Linked DNA regions of Mus musculus: all the other regions are linked to region 2. The links are chromatin contacts, found by Hi-C or POLR2A ChIA-PET in ENCODE. All regions are on one chromosome and are shown on one strand. Each heading gives the region's core, a stretch centred on a gene start or an enhancer-like site at or near the end of the contact. The rest is flanking DNA. Distances are from core to core; before and after follow the strand shown. Region 1 overlaps Sdc3 (syndecan 3). Region 2 holds the start of Nkain1 (Na+/K+ transporting ATPase interacting 1). Region 3 holds the start of Zcchc17 (zinc finger, CCHC domain containing 17).

The links. Hi-C counts contacts between places; a loop is a spot of excess contacts on that map. ChIA-PET counts read pairs that join two places held with the same protein, here RNA polymerase II (POLR2A).
Region 1: a map of T-helper 1 cell shows a loop between it and region 2 (2.2-fold over the local background). The contact joins the enhancer-like site here to the promoter of Nkain1 in region 2. A Hi-C loop is called at or near these places in 1 of 37 maps with a recorded cell type or tissue (T-helper 1 cell).
Region 3: POLR2A ChIA-PET joins it to region 2 with 11 read pairs in embryonic stem cell. The contact joins the promoter of Zcchc17 here to the promoter of Nkain1 in region 2. POLR2A ChIA-PET finds 5 or more read pairs at or near these places in 3 of 5 experiments (Patski and embryonic stem cell).

What each region holds. Positions count from the first base shown.
Region 1 is chr4:130,819,106-130,822,537 of GRCm38, reverse strand. It overlaps Sdc3 (syndecan 3), which reads right to left. Exons shown (of 5, transcript NM_011520.3): 3 at 3,334-3,432; 4 at 882-1,170. Among named protein-coding and RNA genes, the nearest start is that of Gm42316, 15 kb to the left of the region's middle. Within about 2 kb of position 1,822, at least 1 of the 3 ENCODE cell types and tissues checked has a DNase peak (open chromatin) inside an H3K27ac peak, as active enhancers do.
Region 2 is chr4:130,572,586-130,576,024 of GRCm38, reverse strand. It overlaps Nkain1 (Na+/K+ transporting ATPase interacting 1), which reads left to right and starts at 1,989. Exons shown (of 7, transcript NM_025998.4): 1 at 1,989-2,196. The coding sequence starts at 2,143.
Region 3 is chr4:130,358,048-130,361,760 of GRCm38, reverse strand. It overlaps Zcchc17 (zinc finger, CCHC domain containing 17), which reads left to right and starts at 1,769. Exons shown (of 8, transcript NM_153160.5): 1 at 1,769-1,885. It overlaps Snrnp40 (small nuclear ribonucleoprotein 40 (U5)), which reads right to left and starts at 1,629. Exons shown (of 10, transcript NM_025645.2): 1 at 1,412-1,629. The coding sequence starts at 1,555.

The DNA.
Region 1 (3,432 bases), core at 573-3,072, 250 kb before region 2:
CTAACCAGTACCCCTGGAGCTCGTGTCTCTAGCTGCATATGTAGCAGAAGATGGCCTAGTCTGCCATCATTGGAAAGAGAGGCCCATTGGTCTTGCAAACTTTATATGCCTCAGTACAGGGGAATGCCAGGGCCAAGAAGTGGGAGTGGGTGGATAGGGGAGTGGCAGGGGGAGGATCTGGGGGGACGTTTGGGATAGCATTTGAAATGTAAATGAAGAAAATACCTAATTAAAAAAAGAAAGAAATGAACAGAAGCATATAAAAAACTAAACATACACATATATATGTATATAAATATTAATTAATTAATTAATTAATTAAAAGGTTGGGTGTTAGCAGGCTAGGCATCCTCCTGGGCCTGGAGTCAGAGACAGAATACCAGTAAGGACAGCGCTGGTATCACCTACAGTCCCCAAGTCCTTTCCAATGGCTCAGCAATGACTTTGCATCCCTAGGATAGAGGCAGGTGACCTGGTCCTTGTCAGTATCAAACATCAGGTGCCTCACTTCCTCAAAACTATTAGGAAGGGAAGGCCCCTCCCCCACACTGCCAGACCACCACCCGCTGTCTCCAAGAGGAGATGGGAACCTCGATAGGAGAGCCAGTTGGATCCCAAGTCCCACCAGGGTAAAGCCTTCAAGGTCTTGGGTAAAGGCTGGGTTAAAGGTCAGGCCAGAAGACAGGTCGGAGATTAGCACCTAGGAAGAAAGGTCCCACAGGGTCAACTGGGGTGACCCCCAAGAAAGCAAGGCTCCTAAGTATGGAGGGGTCAGAGGGCATAAAGAAAGTTCTAGAGAGAGAAGAACACAAAATGAAGAGCGGGGAGCAGGGGAGGCACCTCACACCCTGCCTTGCCCCAGGCCTGGAGCCTGCCCTCACCTACGAGCACCTCCTTCCGCTCCAGTATGCTCTTCTGAGGGAGCTGGGCGGCCGAGCTGCCCGAATCGATGGCATTGTCGTGGAGGCCAGGGCCTGGGCGGGCACCCTTGGGCAGTGTCCCCAGTGGAGGTGACGGCTTGGCCGCGGCTCCTTCCACAGCCACCACCTCATTGGCCGTGTCCGGCTGCGTGGTCTCTTCTTGAAGCTCAAAGTCCCCGCTGGGCCCCCCACTTACTGGCACCTCTGGCTCATCCTGGATGGTGGTCAGAAGGGACTCTGGAGTTGGGGTCTGCAAAAACGGTAGTATGACTTGGGGTTAGGTACGCCATACACACAAGCCTACACCAGGTGGGGCCAGCACAGTCTCTGCAAAGAAGGGGTTAGTATCCCCAATTTACAGAGCTGTAAACAAGCCCAGAGAGGTTATGTGACTTTCTCGAGGACACCCAGCTAATACATGGTAGAAGCAGAACTAAAGTCTAGACCTCTCTGATTCCAGTCTGCACTTCCAATTACTGGACCTTGTATTGCTATTCTCATCCTGACGACATCCTGTCCCCATCCTGTCCCCATGACTTCCTCTCCAGCTGCCTTAGAACAATCTTGGTCGATTCCTGTCCAGGAGCAGGGGTTTGTCTGGGGCCTGCTAGGCCTGGCTCTGTCCTCATGTATACTACACGAGTATGTCCCTTCACCTGGAGACCGGTCTGTGAGCTGATATCCCCAAACCAACCCAGTGACCATACACTTATGGCTCCCCACTGCAGAGGGGAGAGCAGCTGAGCTGAGGGACTTAAGTGAGGCCATGGGAGCTGCTGAGAGGTGGTGTACACAGCTGCTTCATGACAGAGAGGCAAGGGTGGGCCTGAGTATGGCAAGGCCAGGCCCCAAACCTTCGACACCTGCTTCTGTTTCTGCTTCTGGGCCACACCCTGCCATTGTTCCTCCTTCCCGCAAGGCTCCCTCTCTGAGGGAAGGGCCTGGGCACAAGCCTTATGGGACTGGCTGGGGCCAGAGAGGGTCTGCAGGACTCCAAAGTCCACTCCTAGGCTCTAAGGTCCCTGCGAGGTTGAAGGCCCGCTGCTTTGAGGGTCTTGATAGTCATTGTGTCCCCTTTCAGTTTGGTGCTCGAAAAATAGTTTTTCCAGCCAGGGTCTCATGTAGCCCAGGCTGACCTAGAACTGACTACATAAGGGAGGACAACTTTAAACTTCTAATCCTCCTGCCTCTACCTGGAAGGTGCTGGAATCTCAAGCATGTGCCACCACCCTGGCTTTCCTGTGCACATTCATGGTGCAAGGCACAGGCCAGGCTGCAGTCCCCTGGAGTCCCTCCACCCTCATCACGGTCTCTCCTTCAATCCCCGTGCCCTACCTAGCTTAACCCTGGCTCCAGCTCAAGGGCCCCCTAACTTCAGAAACCCCCAAGCTTCAGGGGCCCCCACCCTTAGGAGCCTAAGCTCAAGGGGCCCCAGCCAGCCAGTGTTTGAATCCTGATTCAACTACTACCCAAGGAACCTAGAAACATGGCTTCCTCTGCCTCACATGAAAAAAGAGGTGATCAGTCAGCAGAATGGGGAGGGGCGGGGCTGGAGAAGTATTCAGGGAGAATGCCCTACAATGGCTGCAGCCAGGTGTCTCCCCACAGCACCCACTTAGTCACCCTCAGGCCATGACGATGACAACCACGGAGCAGCTGGCTTGTGGACTGTTCCAGAATTCTAAGAACTAAATGGTCAGGAAAGACCATGTACAGACCACACCAGGCCTCTCTCCCTGTCTCTCTGTCTCTGCCTCTCTCTTTGAAACAGTCTTACTGCATAGCCCAGGCTGAACTGAACTTGCAGCAATCCTCCTGCCTCAGTTTCCCCAGTGATAAGATTACCAGTGTGTGTACCTTCTCTGGTCTTCCCTTCACAGGTAAAGAAATGAAGACACAGAAAGCACCAACCACCTACTAATGTCTTAAGACGAAAGAGAAAAAGGATGGCAGGTGGCTTAAATCCAGGCGGACAGCCACTTATTTACTCTTTCTTTTCTTTGTTTTCCTGAGACAGGGTCTAGCTCTGGCCATCCTGGAACTCATGCTGTAGATCAGGCTGTCCTCAAACTCATAGAGATCTGCCCGCCTCTGCCTTTAAAGTGCTGGGATTAAAATTGTGTGCTACCACACCTAGTTGGCTGACAATCTTTTAATGTTGCTCAGGACATGAATTCCCAGTTAGGCACACCCACCACTCCCCAATTGCGCCCCACAAATCCACCTAATTGGTGCCTTGGCTCAATAACAGCCTTTACTCAGCTGGCCTGGCTCTCTGACCTCCCCCAACCCCATCCAGAGGCTCCCACTCAGCACACACACTAGGCCCACCTTGCCTACTTCACCCCTGGTACCTCCTGGTCCCTGCCCAACCCATCTCTGCCCACGCTAACCCCTCACCCACTGTCCTCACCTGAGCCATCTCCGTGGGTCCAGGAGCCGTGGTCCCCAACGGCAGGGTACTCCTCTCAGCAACATCAGGCTCCTGGGTGGTGACTGGCCGAGGAAGGGC
Region 2 (3,439 bases), core at 740-3,239:
TCATCCTGTTTGAGTTCCTGTCCTGACTTCCTTCAGTGATGGATTATGGATCAGAACCATAAACTAATAAACATTTTCTTCCTCAACTTGCTTTTGGTCATTGTGTTTTATTCTAGAAATAGTAACCCAAATTAAGACACAGGGTGTATAACATGCATGCTACCCCAGTCTGCTCACAGCCAAAGAGTCCTGCTGTGATCCAAGGCCTGGGGAAGCCAAGGTAAATCACCAAACCGAGTCCTCATACTGCTCACAGGAAGCTAAGAAGGTTCTAGAATGAGCTATCATGGAGGTATCGAAGGCTGGAATGAGCCAGAGAGGGGATTTCCCTGGGTGACCAAGGGTCAAGGAGTGAGGCCTCAACTAAAACACTAAAGATGAAACAGCGTCCACTGCACTGCACATAAGGATCTCAGAGCAGAACAACCTTGGGACTCAGAGATGGCTTTTTGTGAAGACACTTGCTACTGAGTTTGAAGACCTGAGTTTGATCACTGGGACCCACATAGAGGAAGCTAACTCCTACTCATGGTCCTCTGAGAGCCACAGGGTGCTCTAGCATGTGTCAACCTAAACACAGACATACAACATAAATAAATAAAGAACAAACCTAAAAGCAGAGAGGGGCCAGAGGGCGTGGAAGCCTGGGATTTAGTAGGGCAGGATTGAAATAAATGACCTTGGACAGAGGGTAGCTCAGACTTGGAGTGAGGTGGCCAGGCCTTGGGTCTGTGGCATTTGGGACATTCAAGAGCCTGGCAGAGCTGGTCAGAGCCTAGCAGAACCCAGTCACTGTAAGGAGAGAGGCATCATGTGTCCAGTGCTTGGGTCGGTGAGGGCTTCTGAGCACACTGTCAGCATGGAAGAGAGAACTGACATGGGCTCACCCGAAGCCTCCAGGGGATCCAGTGGGGACCGGGCTGGCGCTTCCTTTGTGGGAAACAGGACTCTTTGGAGACTTTGATAAAAGCTGGGTCCCAGTCCCCACGTAAAGTTATGCTCTGGGTATAGAGTCTGGGACAGACTCCAGGAAGCCTAGCTAATCATGGAAACTGGCTGGACACAGCTGCCATTCCCTAACAGTGGCTGAGAAGAGTCCCCACTGTTATCCCAGTTGCTTTTTGGTGGTGTGTGCGTGTGTGCATGTGCTTGTGTGTGTGTTTAGTGTGCGATGGTTGATTCTGGGAATACCTGGGGGGCCTTTTGTTTTGTCACTGTTGAGAGTACTAGGATCAAATCCAGGGCTTTTCTATCCACTTGTCTTGCGTGTTTTAAAACGCGTTTATCTGGAATTTGGGAGGCTGAAGCAGGAGGATCTCTGAGAAGCCAAACTGGGGACCGGACTATTCCGGTCCCTGAGCTATGAAGAGTCAAGAGAACGGAAGACCGCTTCAAGCGCACTCTGGCTTTCATAAACCCAAGATATACCAGGTTCTGAAGGAAAGACAGAAAGAAGAAAATGTGGCCGGGAAACCAGGAGGGCTGGCGAGCTGGGCTGAAAACTCAAATGAAAATAAAGGGCAAAGTTGGAACTCCAGGGTAGGGTGGCTCCAACTCCCTCAGCTGGCCAAGCTAAGGGCTACTGTTGGGTTTACAGGACTGCATCCAAGAGACTTTTTTCCTACTTTGCCCCTGAGGCCCCTGGGCGGGGGTGGTCCAGAGAGGTAATGTGATCTGCCCAAGGTGACACGGCTAAGGAACAGCAGTCTGGACGCGACCCAGAGCTGCCAGCGCGCAGGACCCGCACTCTTCCACTTCGCTCCACGCCCCTCCCCTCCCCCGCCCCCTCGCTCTTCCGCCCCTCCCTCGCCTCCCTCCGGGGTGGCGGCCGAGCCACGTGGTGGGCCGGGAAGCGGCGGCTGCCGAGCGCCCGGGCGGCTGCCCCAGCTGGGCAGTGCTGCACCGCGCCGCGCTCGGTGCCTGCGGGGGCCGCTGCGCGCTGGCCGGCGCCGCGGGCGGGAGGTGTGCCGACGGCCGGCCGCAGACAAAGGAGGCGCGGCGGAGCCCGCGCGGACCGGGCGCACCATGCACTTGGGGTGCGGCCGGCCGGCCGCGGCTCTGGAGACCCGGCCCTAGTCGCCGGCCCCACCGCCCCGGGGCGCCATCGAGACGACGCGGCCCCGCGCGGCGCGAGGAGGAGCCATGGGCAAGTGCAGCGGCCGCTGCACGCTGGTCGCCTTCTGCTGCCTGCAGCTGGTGAGCCGCGCGGAGCGGGGTGGGGCGGCGGCGGTGCGTGGGCGCCACCCGGGGTGCGGGGTGGCCGGGCGGAGTCTGCCCCGCGCGGGCCGGCTTGTCCCTTTGTGTGCGCTCCTCGCCTCAGCCCCGCGCTCGCGCGCACGGTCCAACGCTCCCGGGTTGCACGCGTCGGTTCGCAATGGGTGCGTGGGCTCCCGCTGGGGGGCTGCGCCCCAGGACTGTGGCTCCCTTGGGGCTGGGGGTGTGTCCGAGGCTGGTCTGTGTACTCGGAGAGGTCCCTGCCCGAATGTTCCCCTCCAGATCGCTGATTCCGTGGGTACCTCATCCCTCTGGGCTCCGCCCCTGTGAGCGTTTCTCACAAAGTCTCTTTCTGCTCCTGTATTATGTCTCTGGAATGTTTTTAGATCTCTGGCCATTTCTGCTTCTTGTTTGGGTGGTGGGACCTGAGACTCTTTGAGAACCCTCGGCCGTCCTTTGTGCTGCTTTCCTGCCTCCCAGCACCCTCCTGACTGGGTGGCCAGGGATGGAGAACTACCTCCTTGAGGGGGGTGATCAGGAATTGATGTATCACGGGCCAGCCTAACCTGGCAGGCACCGGACTCACTCTGTGGTTCTCTTTAGTCTGACCACCGAGTCCTCCAGCGTCCCATGAGCCATCTGTTCTATCAGCAGCGGGTGAGGTGGGGTCAGGTAAAGAGTTCCCTGGTCCCATTGGATGAGGACACTTGAGTGTCTTGGGAAGAATCAGAGCATCTCGGGGCTCTGTGCTGGCCCCAGTTTGGGGGAAAATGAGGTCTTTAACTGGAGGGCAACAGAGTGAATCCGGAGGCTAAGAGTAGCTGAGGTCCTTGCCTATGTATTGGGAGGGTGATAGAGAAGAGACGGGGGTCTCCTGCCTCCCTTGGAACTGTGTTATGCTTCTACTCAAGACACTGTTGTGTAGGAACTGCTGATAGCATCGGGTCTGTGGAGGAGCCTGGGGCCTCATTCCTATGGGTCCCGTGGTCTGGATCTGCCTTCCGGCCAGCACCTGCTCCTCCCCACAGGTGCGCAGGGTGGTGGGAAGCTTTGAGTGAGATGTGCTGGTGGCCTCTGTCCTCTCACCTTTCCTTGAGTCACCGGCCCTGCGGCGCCTGCTGTTCACAGCATCGTCCTCTTGGGCCATGCTAGAACCTCCTCTCCTCCCACATTGGTGTGTTGGTGTTTTGCCCCTCAGAAGGCCACCTGGTCTGTCAGGCGTCAT
Region 3 (3,713 bases), core at 520-3,019, 210 kb after region 2:
ACCAAGATCATACTCATCCAACATTTTTATTCAAAAAGTGTCACATGTTGGCTAAAGAGATGGCTCAGTGGTTAAGAGCACTTACTGCTCTTCTAAAGGACCCAAGTCCAGTTCCCAGCATCCACAATGGGCAGCTTTCAAGGGCTGTAACTTTAGGGTCAGAGGATCCAACATTCTTTTCTGGCCACTGAGTTCCCCCTCCCCACATATGAAACACACACACACACACTCACACTCACACACACACACACACTCACACACACACGCCTAAAACAGCACTCAGTAAAACAGTAGACCTTGCATTCTAGTGGAAAGTGAGAGAAAGGCACACAGAGCCACCCAGTGCTGAGTGCCATGGGAAGAAACAGTATGGGTTCCAGATTACAGGACACTCCAACTTGAAACACAGTGGTCAGGAAAGCCCCTCTGAAAACCTGGTGTCTGAGCAAAGATTTGAAAGAGCAAACAGCTGACCATGTGGGCATTTAAAAGAACATTCCAGCAAAAGCACCAAGGAAAGAAAGAACATTATAAGTCGGTGTCTTGAGCCAAGTGACATGCCAGAAAACTGGTAGATGAACAAGGTAAGGAGGGGATTATTACAGAGAATTTGATTTTTAAAAAAACGCACAATAGAAAGCCAACATAATGTTTTCAGCAGAGTATACCATGTGACTTAATATTTCCATGATTCCCCTGGCTACTGGATTAATAACCAATCCTTGGTTCAAAGACAAAAACCAGGAATACTAAATTAAGCTCTACCTGCAGTGATGTCAGATGACATAAAAACAGTTTTAACAAGAAGGTAAAAAAAAAGATCATAGTTACACAGATCTCTTCTCTTCTCTCTTTCAACAGGACTTTGCCATAATAAATAGCCTACACTGGCTTGGAGCCATGGATCTTCTGGATACAAAAAAGTTTGCCTTCCCCATTTGCAAAGTAACAGCTTCTTTCAGTCAGGTACCATGGTTAATGGAAATTTCACACGCAAAACATCCAAGATAACATCCAACGAGTGTTAATTACAATTATAAATGCAGAGAAAGAAAAAAGTTCTACCAGGTAGTAAAGCGAGCTATCATTCATTTCCATTGCCTCCCCTCTCATTCATTCGTCCACTCTGCAAACTTTCCTGAATGTTTCTTTTATGCTAAACCCCTGAAGATTTAGGATGCGGAAGCTTGGGTCTTGATTTTGAGGCCAAGGTTTTAAATGATTCAATGCCACTGAAGGGCTGAAAACAGGCGTCTACTAGGGAAACACGTATGAACCACACAGAGAACACCAGGCACCTTCACAGAAGCCTATTTTAACTTCAGGCTCACTGTCTTTCCGTTCCCTCAGAGGCGACATCATCCGTAGGAAGAGGGGCGGAGGGCCAAAGGCGGGATGACTCCCCACTTACCGCCTGCAGCAATGCCCCTGGAGTCGCCTGCTGCGGCCCCGCTCCGGGGCCGGCTCCTGCCGCTCCCAACAGCAACTCATGTCGCGGCCGCTTGACGGGAACCAGGGGTAGCTCCGGGCCCTTACGCTTCTGCTGCTCGATCATGGCGGCAGCCACTCTCCTCGGCGCCGCCACTAACCGCGCCGCCGACCGGAGGCGCCGCGCAATTGGTTCCAACTGAGTTCTTCCTCCAGAACTTCCGGAGAGGAGCAACCAATTGGCTTCTAACATTTCCTTCTGGAAAGCCCTCTGAATACACTCTTGTGATTGGTCCCATTCTGATGACGTCACGAGAAGGCGACTCTGGGATTGGGTCGCGGAGCTGGCGTTCTCCCCCGCCCCCTCGGGCGCGCAGTGCATCGTGGGTGAGAACGAGCGGAGCAGGTTTGGCGTTCCTAGCTATGAAGCGGCTGTCCTGCTAGGCGCGGACGCGGAGTGAGTGTGTGGGGAATCAGGCGGGTGGCTGTTCCAATCTGGAAGGTGCGAGGTGGTGATAGGCCTGAGCCTGCCCTTTTCAGCTATCAGCCTTAGCAGCATGGGGTGGCAGGAGGTGTCGCCGGAAAGAGAAGTCCCTTGGTAGGCTGGAGCGGAGCTTTGGCATCTCTGGCTCCAGGACTCGAACCCTCAGACGGCTATCCCTTGACAGCTGCTCTGCAGGATGCCAATTCTGCGTCTAGCTCTGTGCTGGCCCGAGTCCTGGCCTCCAGGCTTCAGTGCCGGACTTGGCTGAGGCGGCGGACTTAGTTGTCACTGATTTAGCCGTCTTTTTAAAAGGGCTTTAATTTATGTCCCCGAGACAGCCAGTGATGAGGAAAGTATCAGATGGTTCTTCCGAAGCACAGTTTAGTTGAGAAATCGAACAATCATGCTTGCGTGCCAGGTCTTCTCGAAAGTGGTCCAAATGATATTTATTGTGCAGTGCGTTTGGGGGTCATTCTGAAGAAATATGGTCCTCTACCCCAGAGTGTGGGAAACGTGTTAAACAAATTTGATGTTAAACAAAAACCATTTGATCGGAAGACTACCTAAACAAGCGATGCCTCTTGCTGTGAGTTACTAATATAAACTTGAAGGCTTTTTAAAGGAAAAGACATCTGAGCGGTTCCTATCTGATGGGACGGTTCTAATTAGGGGAAGAGAGGAAGGGAGAACGTTCTGCACAGAACAGCAGGTTCTATCAGTCGGAAAGATGAGGGAGACACAAAGAGCCGGTGTGGGGGGAGAGAGAGAGCGAGAGCGAGAGCGCTAGCTTAAAGTGAATATGGTATGGGATGAACCTGGAAGTCATGAAGATTTGCAGGAAGTTGAAGCTTTTACTTTAAAATTAATAGGAAGCCAGCGATAGTTTTCTCTCTCCTCCAGAATGTGGTGCAAAAGAGGACTTGATCCCTCAGGCTTAATGGTGTGATGAGATTGGAGAAAGATAAGAGGTTTACTGGGAGTAAATAGACCATTTCGGGAGCATGAACAGTAGTTCTGATCAGCAATGCCAGTGAGAACCAAGCTGGAGCTGTGACTGAAGACAGGTTTAACAGTATCTTGAGATAGCAGGGGAGTAAATTGGACAGAATAGATTGGATGATGCTCTTAGTCCCAACACTGGAGGCTGAGACAGGAGGTCTCAAAACCAAAAGCAACAAAACCAAAGCTAGCCTGGGCAACATTGGGATTTTCAACCCATACCAGGCTGCTAGCGTGACACATTGTTTCATCTTCTTTTTTTTTTTCCCCTAAGACAGGGTCTCAATATGTAGCTGGAGCTCCTGAAACTCACTCTATAGACCAGGCTGGCCTTGAACTCAGATCCACCTGTTTCTGCCTCCCCGGTGCATGTATGTATTTGTCCCTTAGGAATGCCCAGTGCTAGCATGTGAACTACGATTGAGTGCTAGAAACTCTAACCCCAAGTCCTTTGTAAGCGTGTCTTAGTTAGGGTTTTATTGCTGTGAACAGACACCATGTCCAAGGCAACTCTTATAAAGCCACCATTTAGTTGGGGCTGGCTTACAGGCTTAGAGGTTTGGTACATTAGTATCAGGGCAGGCATGGTGCAGGAGTAGCTGAGAGTTCCATATCCTCATCTTCTAGATTGAATCTCTCTGGCAGCTAGGAGGAGTGTCAAAGCCCACCCCCACAGTGACTTCCTCCAGCAAGGCCACACCTATCCCAACAAGGCCACACCTCCTAATAGGGCCACTCCCTGGGCCAAGAATATACAAACCATCACAAAAAGTAACAAGTGCTCTCAATCTCTGAGCCACCT